Linked DNA regions of Mus musculus: all the other regions are linked to region 1. Evidence: chromatin loops called from intact Hi-C (ENCODE). Cell type or tissue: left cerebral cortex. All regions are shown on one strand.

Evidence for each region. Hi-C counts contacts between places; a loop is a spot of excess contacts. Peaks named below come from ENCODE experiments on the same cell type or tissue, not always from the same donor. Only the 100,000 strongest peaks of a DNase experiment are listed, where the experiment ranks them.
Region 2: it touches region 1 in a loop (3-fold over the local background); 12 of 42 quality-filtered maps call a loop at or near these places.
Region 3: it touches region 1 in a loop (4-fold over the local background); 14 of 42 quality-filtered maps call a loop at or near these places.

Annotation. Positions count from the first base shown.
Region 1 is chr13:69,607,882-69,612,881 of GRCm38, forward strand. It overlaps Srd5a1 (steroid 5 alpha-reductase 1), which reads right to left and starts at 3,582. Exons shown (of 5, transcript NM_175283.3): 1 at 3,086-3,582. The coding sequence starts at 3,366. Nsun2 (NOL1/NOP2/Sun domain family member 2) reads left to right here and starts at 4,135. Exons shown (of 19, transcript NM_145354.5): 1 at 4,135-4,307; 2 at 4,420-4,577. The coding sequence starts at 4,212. In left cerebral cortex, a CTCF peak has its summit at 2,852; DNase peaks (open chromatin) are centred at 3,166 and 3,756; H3K4me3 peaks cover 2,318 bases; H3K27ac peaks cover 1,136 bases.
Region 2 is chr13:68,597,020-68,602,019 of GRCm38, forward strand. It overlaps 1700001L19Rik (RIKEN cDNA 1700001L19 gene), which reads left to right and starts at 420. Exons shown (of 3, transcript NM_027035.1): 1 at 420-708. The coding sequence starts at 457. Gm34903 (a long non-coding RNA gene) reads right to left here. Exons shown (of 2, transcript XR_382605.2): 2 at 4,534-4,879. In left cerebral cortex, CTCF peaks have their summits at 2,121 and 4,386; DNase peaks (open chromatin) are centred at 412, 767, 4,389 and 4,739; H3K4me3 peaks cover 1,081 bases; H3K27ac peaks cover 1,368 bases.
Region 3 is chr13:68,579,172-68,584,171 of GRCm38, forward strand. Mtrr (5-methyltetrahydrofolate-homocysteine methyltransferase reductase) reads right to left here and starts at 2,998. Exons shown (of 15, transcript NM_172480.3): 1 at 2,894-2,998; 2 at 1,380-1,544; 3 at 372-525. The coding sequence starts at 1,508. It overlaps Fastkd3 (FAST kinase domains 3), which reads left to right and starts at 3,039. Exons shown (of 7, transcript NM_027123.5): 1 at 3,039-3,179; 2 at 4,368-5,000. The coding sequence starts at 4,391. In left cerebral cortex, a CTCF peak has its summit at 2,064 (motif pointing left); a DNase peak (open chromatin) is centred at 2,946; H3K4me3 peaks cover 1,995 bases; H3K27ac peaks cover 1,145 bases.

The DNA of each region.
Region 1 (5,000 bases):
CTCTGTGTCACTAAGTGTCACATATACAGAGCACAAGAAAAAAAATCAAACTGAAGGGTTTGGGGCTGGGTAGGAAAATGAGAAGAACACAAGATGTGTTCTTTTAGTGCGAAGTGGACTGCTTTTTGTCTATCTCGGAGGGTTTAACAAATAAGATTATTCACAAGCTACGAAGATAAAGAGGGAAATATAAGCAAGGTGGAAAGGGACCGTCAAATAGAAGAGGTAGCCCTGAAGAGGATGATAGTTATAAGGCTGAGTTTTGGGTAAGAAAACTTAAACAGAACAATGGGTTATTTTGGTATGAGAAAGAATTCTGTGAGATAGAATGATTCCCTGTCCCCACTCCCCCAGTTGAATAGCTGGGTTGCTCCAGACTGGGAAGAAAGAAATAAAGTAGAACTAATGATGAATCAGGCTACCAGGGGGCTGAGCAGGTAGCAGGTTTGTGAAGCACGCTAGGAAAACACCCGTGCTGCACATGTTTGGGATACATGTATTCTCACTGCTAGACGTTAGTGCTGGCACTAATGTCACATGTTACGCTTGTATGAAGCTCTGGGGAAACTGAGACCCCAGTCCGTGAATTGAGAGGTCAAGTTTAATGGTTACAACTGGTCTCAGCTCAACCCCACTGGTCCTCTGACTTATCTGATTGCTTATCTCTAAGGCACGGATCCCGGTACAGATCTGAATTTGCCTCTGTGCCTCATTCTGAACTCTGTAACTACTGTATGATAAGCGTCTGCAAACGCATGGATTTGAATAAGACAGTGATGTTTAGTGCCTATGAAACAGTGAAAAGAGCCTCGCAGTGGGCTCATGAAAACTGCTCCTTCTCCTTCTAAGTTTCCCATTTATGTGCCTGAGATAAGGGCGCTTGTGAACACTGATCTCCAGTTACCATCCCTCGTTCATAGGACCAGATCAGGCAGACTTCAGAGGAAGTACTCCATCAAAGACGGAAAAGGTGACAGCTGTTCAAATAAGAATCACTTTCGTCAAGTACTAATGACAGATAAAGCCAATGAGCAGTCAGAGAGGCTTGCACGTATGTGTTCCTGACAAGACTTATCTCTCCCCAGACTCTGCCAGCATCAGAACCTTGAGCGATGGTCACCACAACCTCACACCAAAAATAACTTCTGCAAGGATGTCTGTTTAACCTTAAGACTGTCGACCCTATCCCCACTCCTCGTAACTCTTTAGGCCAAGTTATTAGCTTCAAAATACTGTATGTAATCCATAGGCTGCTTTTGATAATCTTTTTGGCTGTACAATCGAATACGGCACATACGTTCTCATTCCAATAGTCTGTGAGTCCCCTCCCTTCTCTCAGTGCTAGGGACAGAGTGCCTCCCTTCTCAGAGCCTTCACTGCACATCTTAAGGGATTGGTCTGCCACTGTGCTACGTTCTCAGTCCAAAGGGAATCTCCAGAATTTGTAATTTAGACTTACATACCTCTAGCACTTTGCCTTGCAGGACCTGCTTTTATCCATTGCAGACACACACAGACACAAATTCTGGTGTTCTTAAGGAGATACTTCTGTGAACAGGAGTTCAGTGGATATTCAGACAGCAGTAAGGTCCCAGCCTTTCTTAAGAATAAACCAAGCAATTTGATAACAGCTTTATTTCATAGGCCATATCTTTTTTGTACTTGTGTGTGTCTGTGTGTGAGAGAGAGGAAGGAAAAGAGGGGCAGAGGGAGGGAGGGAGGGATGGAGGAAGGGAGGGACGGAGAGAGATGCGCGTATGCCACAGAAGAGATGCATATATGTGGGTCAGAAGACACCTTCGGCTGTCGGTATTTACCTTCTACCTGTTGTTCGCTGCTGTGTATACCACCATCTTACCTAGCTCCTGGGCCCTAGGGGTTCTCTCATCTCTGCATTCATTTCCCTACAGGGTCACTGGTATTGCAGAATCTTGTGTGGGATGCAAACTCAAGTCCTTGGGCTTGAACGGCTATGCACCTGCTGAGCCATCTCCTCAGCTTCTGGAATACTCTATCAACAATTTGGGTTACACAGAACTCAGTCTTCCTTGTATGTTGATTGTGCCCTCATATAAAGGGCCTGCATTAATACTGACAAGAAATCAGTCAAAAATCAACTCCCCAGCCCTGCATGGTGGCGGTGCACATCTTTAATCCCAGCACTCATGAGGCAAAGGCAGGTGGAACTCTGAAAGTTCAAGACCAGTCTGGTCTATAAAGTAAGTTCCAGGACAGCCAAGCTGTTACACAGAGAAACTCGGTCTTGAAAAAACAAACAAAACAAAACAAAACAGCAAAAGATCAATCAACTCATGTACCATAGTGGCCACAGTGGACTTTGGGCAATAGATCTAGAAACTCATTCTTTCTCCTCACTGGATTTAAGAAAGCAGAGGCTATTAACACAACAATGCATTCTCCCAGCCTCTCTGGGAAATGAATACTTTAGGATCAGAGAGGATAAGAGACTTTCCCATGTCCCAAATGTCACAGAACTCAACTTCCTTAGATATAGAGACATCCTTTTTTTTTTTTAATTGTGCACTTTTCAGAATCTAGATGAAAACATTTAAACGTTATTAATAAATGTTGGGTCAGTTAAAGATAAGACCTAGAGACAGTCCAGTCCAGTTTATTAGAAAACCCAAAGACTTGAGGCGGTCACTAAAACATTTTTCACATAACACCTCCTGGGAAAGATTCATACCATCTCACACAGAGAAAGCAAAACATCTCTGAAATTGCTCCAGTCCACATTCGGGGTCCACAGTGGTTCCAGAGTAGGTTGTTAGCAAGCTGAAGCTAGGTCACCTGGCTATGGGACAGGCTACCAGGGATAGATTCCCCAAGGGGGAAACAGTAGAAATGCAGCTTGGATGGCATCGCAGATACTCCTTAGGGCGGAGTCTGCAGATGGGCAGGGAAGAAATCCGGACCACTGTGCCACTATCCCTGACCAGACACGAACTTCCACCGCTTCTGTGCGGTCCTTTCTACCTCCCTTTCTAGACAATCCTTTGTATTTCGGAATTAAGTCTCTGAGCCGCGGGTCCTCGGGAGCAAGCGCAGGAGGGAAGACCATTACCTTTGCACGTAGTGGATCAGAAACATAGCTAGCAGGACGCGGTTAGGCAGGTTGCCCAGTCGGGCGGCTGCAGGACGGATGCACTCGTACAGCGGCCAGGCCATTGAAGGCAGCTCCTGTAGGAACCAGGCAGGTCGCGCGGGCACTCGGCGGCCGGACCACTGCGAGGAGTAGCGGCCGTAGGAAGAGCCCACCATCTGGAGCCCCACGAAGGCCACGAAAGCCAGGAAACCCTCCAGGTAGACTAGCGCATCCAGTAGGCGCAACTCATCCAACTCCATAGCTGAGGTCGAGCAGCGTGCTCCATGCTCGGATGTCCAAGTGGAGCCACATATAAGCTCAGGAGGAGGGCGCAGAGCAGCCCACAAGGGCCAGCGCTCCAGCAGGGTGTACCTGCCCAGGGGAGGGGCGAGCCACCTGCTCGGGCGGAGACAGGAGCACAGGCTAGCACCACCAGAAGATACCCTCCCGCCCGTAATCCAAACGAGAGAACGATTGGGTAAAACCCCGCCCACACAGGGAGCCACGCCTCTTCGGGGGGAGGGCGCCTTAGTCTCGAGCCCCGCTCCTCAGAGCCCCGCCCGATCTTGGAGCGCTACACACATTGGCTGAGAGCTCCTTTGGCTCGCGAAAAGTTCTGCCGGAGCTCCGCCCCCTCAGCGCCACAGCGGAGCACCAGAGCCTCGCATCACCCACAAAGTCCCGCCTACACAGCAAAGACCCCGCCTCTTCGCTCGAAACAGACTCTCGCTCCGCCCCGCCTAACTTGCAACCACGCCCCTCCACAGTCTAACCCGGACAGCGACAGATCGGACAACACTCCATGACTCTCTGCGCACGCGCTACGATCAGGTCGTCCATGCAGGTGCCTGAGTCTCTGTGTAAGACGGGGAGATTCACGCTCAGTGGCGTTTAAGGTTGATTTGAGGAAACACGTTCTCTATAGGAATACCACCCTTTTTTTTGCGTGAGTTCTCGGCGGGAGCATGTTGTGTCTTTCAGGCATATTTTTTGACTGCCTCTGCTAGGACCCAGCCGCGGGGTCCTCGGGATGCAGCCGGAAGTGCAGCGTGCGTGCGGTTTGGTGGGTCGCTGTGTGCGCTCCGCGTGTGCAGCCGCGTGGGCCATGGGGCGGCGGGCGCGGGGCCGGCGGTTCCAGCAGCCGCCGCAGCCTGAGGGCGAGGAAGACGCCAGCGACGGCGGCAGAAAGCGAGGCCAGGCGGTAGGCGCGGGGACGAGAGGGGTGTCTGGTGGGCTCGCGCGTGCGGAGCTTGCTCGTGGGCCGGGTTCGCGGGTGTCGGTCGGAGCTTGCTCACCTGTCGCTTTCCTGGCAGGGCTGGGAAGGTGGCTATCCCGAGATCGTAAAGGAGAACAAGCTCTTCGAGCACTACTATCAGGAACTCAAGATCGTGCCAGAGGGAGAATGGGACCAATTCATGGAGTCACTCCGAGAACCTCTCCCAGCCACACTGAGAATCACTGGGTACAAAAGGTACGTTTGCTGTGTCTTTTCTGAGGTGTGGACTTGGGGGCTGTAGTGCACAGGAACGTCCTCGGTGGGACATTAGAATATGAATAGAAAACGCGACCCGGGAAAGACTTGGGTCCTATGGGGGACCATCAGAGCAGCAGGAATCTTTGCCTCTCTTGCACGTCAAAGTACGTTGTCCGCAAGACTCGTGGCAATTAAAAACTGAAGCTGTGACAAAATGCAGTATTGCTTTTACCTTATTTGTAAGGTGTGTCCAACAGAACAGTGAACTGGAGGGAGTTAGAAAATTGATGGTGTTGCTTTCTTAGATGTTAACAGGGCCTAGGTGTTAAAAAGTCTGCACACCCCGGAGCGCTTATGGAACGTCTTCTCAGAACTGGTTTTACGTTTAAAACACTTGGCAATCTTAAAGCTATTAAATCT
Region 2 (5,000 bases), 1.0 Mb before region 1:
TGCTTCCATGCCTTTAGCTTTTCTATTATGTGCAATATACACGTGGCCCTCATTTTTCTGTTGGATCACTCTGTCCGGGATCTTTGAAGCCTTGCTCATCTTTGTCATCTAACTTCTCCAGGTTGTAAGCTCCCTGTGACCCAGGGCTGTTTGTTTCAGGGCTGTACCTTCAGATCTTGACACATAGTAGCTTTCTGTCGTGATCTGCAAAGCTAAAGAATGCCCTGAGACTACAACAAACTGCTGGGAATCAGATGTAGAGGACTGGGTGTGGTCCCCCTGGCAGTTCCTACCTGGAAAGCCAGGTCTCTTTCAGGGTGTGGTGAAAAGAACCTAGAAGGAGGCGTCAAGGAACGTCCCAACCTCTGTCACTAAGTGGATGCTGAGACCAAGGCGTAGTTGCCAGGCAACAGCCGAGTGCAGACGCTTGGAGGGACGCAGAAGCCACCTAACCTGATGGAGGAACTGGCCAAGAAAGAGCGGAGGGCGATGGACCCCGGTGGCTTAAAGAAGGAGGGAAAGGTGGAAGAGGAGGCTGGAAAAGAAGAGGGAAGAGAGGAGGAGGGGGGAGAGGAGGAGGAAGTCACCTCCGAAACCCTGCGTGGCAAACCCCGACCTCTGCCCATCTCAGCACTACCAGCTTTCAGCTACATCCCACCAAGGCACCAGGGCCCCAAGGAGCGCAGCTACTTCAGTCGCGAGGGCCAGGTGAGCAGGTCCAACAAACAGAGCAGGGGTGGGGTGGGGATGGGGTTGCGGGAGGGAGGCGGGGACCGCACTATCAGGGAGGGGCCTGAGGGCCGTAAGGGACCTGACAAGGGCGGGACTTCGGTGCTAGGGAGAGGCCTGGGGCGGGGCCATAATACTGGAGCTGTCCAGACTATGATAGGACAGGACTTCAGGTGTGGTAGTAAAACTGTGACTAGAGGGTTGGGAAGGACTGAGTGCTTCGGATAGTGTTCAGGGAAGTTAGCCAAAGTACGGGGTGGGGTGGGGTGGGGTCACACTACTACTACTAGAGGCGTCAGAGGTGGTGCAGCTCTAGGCAGAGGGTGGTGCCCAGGACAAACTGCATTGAGCTGCAGAGTCCAGAGAAGTTGTATAGGGGTGCAGAACTGTGGATCGCATGTGGAACTGGTCTTGGGGTTGGGTGGGGTTAAATACTGGAGTCTGGGTCAGGGCCCCATGTTACTGCTTGCTTTGTTTTTCTTTTGTTTTTGTTTTTGTTTTTCTGAGACAGAGTTTCTCTGTATAGCCCTGGCTGCATGTTACTGCTTGTGAAGGGCAATTGTGATACATTGATACTAGTGAGGCAGGCATGGTTATCAGGCAAGAAAGAGGCGTTGGGCTGAGGTACAAGGACACCAAGAATATGGCCATCACAACCACGGGTGCAGACACGTCAGGAAGTGGGGATGGGCAGATGTGAGCTTGATGCAAGTGAAGTGTGTCCTGAGGGTGGGAACTGGGATGAAGTGTCCTTCTGGGAACAGTGGAGAAGCCACTACTTGTCCTGAGTAAGTACTGTGAGGACACTGGGTCACTCTTTCCACCCATGATCTATCGGTGGGTCAGTGGAGTGCCAGGGCTGCTCTACTTAGGGTGTCTCAGCTCCCCGGGGTCTGAGGTAGCAGTGGTAACAAGCCCTGGTCCTAGTTACAATGCCTGCAAGGTCCAGGGTGTGGGGAACATCCTCCATTTAGATGGTAGAAACAATAAGAACAATGTCTTAGGGTTACTGTTGCGGTGAAGAAACATCAGGACCAAAAGCAAAGTAGGAACAGAATTTCCCTCACTCATAGCCCTGTAGCACAGTTCATCATACAAAAGCAGTGAGGGCAGGAACTCAAGCAGGACAGGAGCCTGGAGGCAGGAGCTGATGCAGAGGCCATGGAGGGATGCTGCTTACTGGCTTGCTCACTATGGCTTTGCTCAGCTTGCTTTCTTATAGAACCCAGGAGCAGGGTGGCACCTCCCACAATGGGCTAGGCCCTCATCCATCAATTATTAATTAAGAAAATGACTTACAGGCTTTCCTGCAGCCCAGTCTAATGGAGGCAGTTTATTAATTAAGGTTCTCTCCTCTCAAATGACTTCATCATACAGAGCAGTGCCTAAAGTCTCCTGTAGGAGGCTCTCTTCCAGCTTCTCCATATCTTGGCACTCACTTGGAGCTAAGCCCCCCTTCTCTCCCCAGGCTCATAGCAGGCCTGAATCCCTGTTCCCAACTCCTTGACATCCCCAGTAGTTTCTGGGTACACAGGAGGAGAGCTCTCAACTCTTCACTGTTCTCACAGAGTCTGGGTGCATAGGAGTTTGAGAACTCTGTCCCAGCCACGGCCATTTCTCACTCGCAGCTGGGACTCATATCTTAGACTGCATTTTGCCCCCCACCCCTGAGCAGTGGTGTGTCTGTAAGGAATAAACACAGCCTAAGTGGAAACGCAGACCCTCAGTGTAACAACAGTCAGCTATTGAATTAGAAAGGTTATGCTTTACATACACTGTGAACCTAATCTGAAGCAGCTTCTTGGGTTAATTATGAAATCGAAGGAACATTGGCATGGTTTTGTTTCAGTGGCTATTTATGAGCAAAAACTGCTCATATCAGTATTTCATGCATACCCACGTGGACAAACACCGTAGAAGGTTCTTTCTTGTACTAGTTAAAATTAAGTTCTGTTTGTGTAGAAAACTTCCCAACATAGGGACAAAGTTGTTCTCCAGGTCACATGAGATAAACTGGGGTGTCGGGTGCTCTGTCTGATAAGAGGCAGCTCCAGGAAACTTTTCTTTATGCAAAGTAGAGTGCTTTTTGATGAAAAGCAAAATAACAACACAATCTCAGCCACTGTTTTTTTTGTTTGTTTGTTTTTGTAGTTGTTGTTGTTTTTCGAGACAGGATTTCTCTGTGTAGCCCTGGCTGTCCTGGAACTCACACTCTGTACACCAGGCTGGCCTCGAACTCAGAAATCCACCTGCCTCTGCGTCCCAAGTGCTGGGATTAAAGGCCACTGTTAATACTTTCAGAACTCACACACAGATATACAGACACACACAAAGACACACACACACTCACAGACACACATAGACACACACATACACACACACATAGAGCCACATAGATACACACACACACACACACACACACACACACACATAGACACACAGACATACAGACATCAAAAATTTAGATATCAGCTTTTACACACATACACACACACCTAGACATACAGACACACACAAACACTCACACATAGACACACACATAGAGACACACAGACATACTGACACATACATGGACATATACACACAAATACATAGAGACACATAGACACAGACATACAAACACACACACACAGACATAAACACACAGAGACATACACACACACAAAGGCACACACATATACAGATATACACACACATACAGATATATACAGACAGACACTCACAGACACACAAACACAAATATATACAGACATATACACATACACAAAGGTTCACACACTTACAAACACACATAGACACACAGACATACAGATACACACAGACACACACACACATAGAGGCGCACAGACATGCAGTTACACACAGACATACACTCACAGACATACATAGACATAGAGACACATGGACATATACACACAGACACACATACATACATACACACAAAGGCACACACATTCACAGACACACATAGACACACAGACATACATACACACAGACATACACACATAGAGATACACAGACTTACAGACACACACAGATACACACTCACAGAAACACACAGACACACACATAGATACTCACAGACACACACAGGGACACACTCACATATACACACAGACATACACATACACATAGAGACACACAGACTTACAGACACACACATAGATACACACTCACAGAAATACACAGACACACACATAGATACTCACAGACACACACAGGGACACACTCACATATACACACAGACACACAGACACACACACACACACACAGACACACACACTTGATTTAGGTAACCAGTGTGGCATGAGATGTAGTACACCCAGTATATATACAGCTAGCAATTGCTCTTTAGCTGTAGCTCCTAACAATTAGTTTCTTTTCACTAATTGTCCATTCCCAGCAGCCCACCCATGAACTGCCCAGCCCTCCTTCCCTTCAGAGAGGAATGCAGAGGACCGCAGTAAAGATGAGCATGTGGCTGGCAAGTGTCCCTGATCTTCTAACTCATCCACCCCAGGGAGTCCACCACAGTCCTGCTTTGCAGGCTGCAAACTTACTTAAGACCCCGGTAATGTGGCTGAATAAGATGATAAATTTGTCCTCTCATGCTACCATCTAAAATGTGGTCAGCTCCTGCACTGCTCCCTAGGGGGCTCTAGCAGCCTGTCTTTCCCTGAGAAATACACTTCCAGAGGCTGCAGAGCAGACTCGGTTCAAAGGCGTTTTTAAATTACTTTTTTCTCCTTCTGTTGTGCACAGCGGTTCTGCCCCCTGAAATGGAAAAGCCGAGTCAGAGGAAAATGCCCTTTTATGAAGGTTTTTATTAAATCCCTCAAAGTATAACAGTGACATTAAAAAGAAATCGCCTAAGTGGCTTTAGAATGTGTTTTCCGGCGTGCTAGGGTGGATTGTAGAAAGCTGTTTGGAGGAAAACTGTGTTCCACAGGCCCCACTCTGGCTTTGCTGGGATTATCCAGAATCCATTCTGCATGTGTGGAATTGCAGACGTGGAGGCGAGGGCTGATGGTGTCCTTATGTGTCACAAGCTCTCCCTCCCTGCCTGCAGAATGTCCTTCATCCAGGGCAGTAAGAACTTCCAGCGTATGAAGGCTCATGCAGTCTGTCTAGAGCTGCAAAGCAGAGATTCCTAAGGACGACAGCCAGGGTAGAATAAACAGGGGTGTGATCCCTCAGTCCCTCACGCATGATGCCCTGTCACCTTAGACAGCCATCATATTTGATCGCATGTGCTAAAGCAGCTGTAGAGC
Region 3 (5,000 bases), 1.0 Mb before region 1:
AGTAAACATTCTGAAACAGTTCCAAGGCTGCTGGAGAGGTTCTGTACAGCGTTTGGGGTGTGGCTAAGTGGTAAAGTGCTCCCCTCACTGCAAGGCCCTGGGTTTGACCCCTCAGACACACCCAGGACAGAGGGAGGAGAGATCAGAGCATTGCTCTGGGGTAAACTTGTTCCTTGGCACTGATTTTAAACGAATCACAGTATGAGAGAATTAAGACAAATTGGAGAATGACTGACAATTCTACATTTTACATAGATGTAATAGTTATATAAAAATAAAAAGGCCTATGCAACTTTATTTCAAGATTTTGAAAGATATATTCATATATCAAAGTAGTAACTGCATATAGTAGAAGGGAAACAGTCAGTTACCCAATAATCCATATTGCAGGTGAGCAAAATAGTCCGTGGGGAGTGTCTTGTTGTGTATTTCTTTAACAAACTTCCGGGCTGTGTCAGGTGGGTCTCCTGTACCCGTGGTAGATACAACCATCACCAGAGGGCCAGTTTCTGTTTTCAGATCATACTACAAAACAAGGATGCAGTAAGTAGTGCAGATTTGTGATTTAACACGCTGGCAAGATCAAGACAAAGCAACTGGAGGCAATGAACCCACTCTCCTGTCTTGCATGCTTCCTTCTAATTTTTCTTCTGGCCGAGTTACCGTAAACATATCCTGGTCAACAGTGCTGTGACTAGATGCCTCAATAACGCTGCCCAGTAACTCAAAGGCTAGTTCACTTTCGCTGATGGCACCAGGAGGTCAGAAGAGTTTAACACTTTTCCCTCCACATGGCACACAAGAAAAGCCCCATCTACCCCCAGACTGTTATCGAATTCTGTATTTCAGGAAAACATGAGAAGTAAACAGGCCCATTATCTGTCAAGGGACACGCTGAGCAGCAAGGCAGTACATGGGTAGGTATATGCACACACACATACACACACACACACACACACACACACACACAAGTAACATGAGCAAAGGGGTTTTACAGGGTCAAGGTGAGGCAGAAACAAAGATAAAAGAGGCCCGTGGCTCTCTAGAGTTCAAGGCCAGCCTGGTCTACAAAGAGCCCTGTTCTGTCCCAATAAACAAACACACTTTAAAACAATGAAAGAACCGAGGAGCAACAGGAGCTATCCTAGTGAAGATGGGCTGCAGTGCAATGAGGCTGTGAGGTTTTTTTTAAACCTAATTCAAATGTATAATTCTGTGTTTAGACTCAGCTAGTTGGCAGGAGGATCCAAAGTTCATTTCTCCAAAGCTACAATGTGAGTTCAAGGCTAGCTTGGGCAAACCCCCTGCAACAAAAAATGGGTATACTGCCTCATTCCACAACAAAGTACAGGAAAATGCACAGGAATAGCTGCTCTTACCTTTTCTGACTCACTGATACAGTGAAGATCTGCGGAAAACCCGTGTGACACAGCCTGCTCACTTATTTCTTCTGCTATGGCCTTTGCCTGTCCTCGCTGTGTAGCATAAAGTAACAAAAACCTTCTCATCACCTCAGGTCATCAGCTGCAACTCTAACAGTGAGACTAAAAACCACAAAAGGAAGAAAGGGGTACACTGTTTAATGAAGCAGGTAGCCCGCAGGACACCCAAACATAATTTCAAACAGCCTTCTCTAAACTTGTTCCTTAGCACTGATTTTAAACGAATCGCAGTATGAGAGAATTAAGACAGGAGGTATACAAAAGTGACGTTTTTGAATTGTCCCTGATGGCGTGAAACCCACTCTTGATTTCTAGCTACTGTTGGGTCTTGCAAGTGTCTGTCATTCATTAGTGCCTAACTATAGGAGTGATCTGCCTTTCTGCCCATTTGTACTCTGAATTAGGATCATAAGCCTGAATGGTGAAGGGGCTAAGCCATGCTCAAACACAGTGTCGCTTACAAAGGCTATTGTTTCTGCCGTTTAAAAACAAAGCAAAAAAAAAACAAAAAACAAAAACAAAAAACAAAAACAAACTGTAACTCAGCAGTTAAGAGACCACTGACTGCTCTTCCCAAGGTTCTGAGTTCAAATCCCAGCAATCACATGGTAGCTCACAACCATCCCTAATGAGATCTGACGCCCTCTTCTGGTGCCTCTGAAGACAGCTACAGTGTACTTACATATAATAATAAATAAACCTTTAGGCTGGAGCGAGCAGGATCCTCCGGAGCAAGTAAAGGTTCTGAATTCAAAGTCCCAGAAACGACATGATGGTTCACAACCATCAGTACAGCCACAGTATACTCATATATATAAAATAAATAAGTAATCTTTAAAAAACCAAAACTGTAACTGTACAATGTTCACGTGAAACTGGGGAGTTCGTGTTTCCTGCTAGATCCTAATCAAAGCACTGGTCGTCATCAAAGATGGCATCATTGCATCTATCAGTAGTCAGCGTACATGGACTTTACACAGAGACGGTATTTCTAATTCATGCCTTACCCCGGAGATAACCAAGAGAAAAAGAAGATAAAGGGCTCTGGGATTCCACACTCCGCCATTCTATCCAGTGGCTAACGCTGAGTGGTAGCCGGCCTATATAAAATTATCTTTTCCTGAGTGAATCAACTCTAGTTAGTTTCTAAGCACTTGTGGCTTATCCGCTGGGGAGCTAGGACACAAACCCTTCAAAGGTTCATCGGGAAGCACTGCCACAGACTCGACAGGACCAATGGGTGACACGTGCGAGCTCACGAGGTTTTGGGAAAGGTGGCGGAGCCGACTCCTCCCAAGTGCTCCCCGTGAACCCCACCGCGGTCCGCCTCCCAAGTGCTCCCCGTGAACCCCACCGCGGTCCGGAAAACTCAGCGGCTCATCCCCACTGCGCAGGCGCGAGTCCCGGCTCCCCCACCGCTTCCGTCGCTCCCGCCGTCCCCCGCCGAATACCTCCAGGCGCGAATTCCCGCGCGGAACCCCGTTCTCCTCCGACAGGCACAGTCCGGGAGCACTGCGCACGCGCGCGGCACAGCACGCATGCTCCGCACGACCGCCAACAGACATGCGGGCGGACCTGGGCCAATCGCTGATCGCCGGATGTGGGTGGGTGGGTGGCCTTAGTGCCGCGCACGCGCCGGAATGTTCTCCAGGTAAGGGGCAGCGTCCGTGTACGGACGCTCCCAGGGCTCGGAAGCTCCGTGTCTGTCCTGTCCCGGGTGCGGCTTGGAGCCGCTCGGTAAGTGTCTCGGGATTAGGACCCCCGGGCTTCCCCACTCGTGCTCCGTGGGCTCCGGTCCGGTCGCGCGGCGCCTGCCTCCGCCGTTGCCCTGCTCCGCTTGCTTTTCTGTGATTGTGCGTGAGCCCCAGCCCAGCTTCTCAGCGCGAATTACCATGCTTTGCCCGGCTCATACCCGGAGTTTGAATCTTGTCGGCTGCTCCTCCTCTCTCGCAATTATCAACATTGACGTTCCCTTTCCCCATCACGTGAGTGTCGAGATTTGGAGGTAGAATCTGAATTCCAGCTCTTCCTCTTCGCGCCCAGCTTCACTGTACACAGAGGTGGTTTCCTTGGGCTGCAGGGTCCTTAGCGGGAAAAGCGTCAACCAGACGAACTGAATTACAGTAACCTAGCCCATAGGCAGGACTTAAAGTAAGGGCTGGGCAGCGATCGCAGTTAGGGTTAGGAGCCAGCATCTCGCCCAGACACAGTGAAGCCACAGGAAGTCAGCCCTATGATGCTTCAGTCTACCCGACAACACTAAGGTGTTCAAGGGCCACTGAAAAGAAATTTCAGAATGAGCCAGAGCGCAGCAAGGTCAATGAGTTCTGATTACTCAAAAAATAGCCTTTTTTGAAAACTGAAGAGACGCGTAAGCCTGAAAGCCTGAGTAGTAACTTATGTATAGGATTATGGGGTTTGGGGGGCTATTTAATCAGCAGCCAACTTTAAACATATTAAAGGAGACATGCCTTGGTGCACACCCTTCACTTTGTCCATAGAACATGGCCTTTGAAGAGGAATTACGTTGTGGTAAAACATTAATCTGAGATCCTTACATACACATAGGACTCAAGGAGTTTAGATATAAGGCATAGTTCATTTAAAAAAAAAAACCTAGTGACACTGCCTAGAAAGGGGTGTGCATGTCTTCTACCGGTGCCTTGTCTAGTTATGGTGCAACTGTTGGGTGTCAGCCAATTGGGTGTGGCAATCAGGACCAGGAGAGTGGGGACCCCCTTCCCAGGCTTTCTCTTGTTTCCTGGCTCGGTGGGAAAAGTAAACCTTGGTTTTTAAAATATTTTTGCAAGGTTCTTTTTTTTTTTTAATCTTTGTCATGGGATACTCATTCTTAGTTTCGTAGCGTTGGTGTTGTCTTTCTCAGCATTTGACCATGGTTTTTGTTTTTGTTTTTCTTATGCTAAGTCACATGTTGTGAATTCTATGGCATGGCGTTCATCACCCTGCGGAGGGCCTTTTGTCATAAGTCCATTCTTTGGATACCTGGAGCTGTGGTTGCTCTGAAAATTCACCCTGCCAGTCATGCCCCAAAGGCAGTCACAGATCGCCTGAGTGTGTGCTTCTGCTCCCTACAACCTGAGCTGTTCAGGGTCAGATTCCATCACGCATACTGTAAAAACTTCCACTCAGAAAAGGGAAATGACTTTCATCCCGTGGGCGAGCCATGGTCCTCCCAGGCGCAGGAATGGAACCAGCCAGGACAGAGTCTTCAAAACGAGGATGAAGAGATGCTTTTCAGGAGACTAAGCTACTTCACTTCCTTTGAGGAAGTGCTGAGTTTCATAAGTGCCCTGGACACCCTGCCTGTCCCTCTGGCAATGGCAGCTCTACTCAGGATCTGTGAGATAGGGAGGAGGGATGGTGAGCAAAGGCTGCCAGAAGGAGTGCTGGAGAACCGTGCCTTCCAGGCTCTTTGCCTCCGGTGTGAGCGAGACCCCTCACACCTGACCAATGCTGGTTTGGTGACAGCTTTGCAATCTCTGCTTACGTTGTTGCCTGCAGATCCTCAAAGTAGCCTGATGCTGAGCCTGGTGGCAG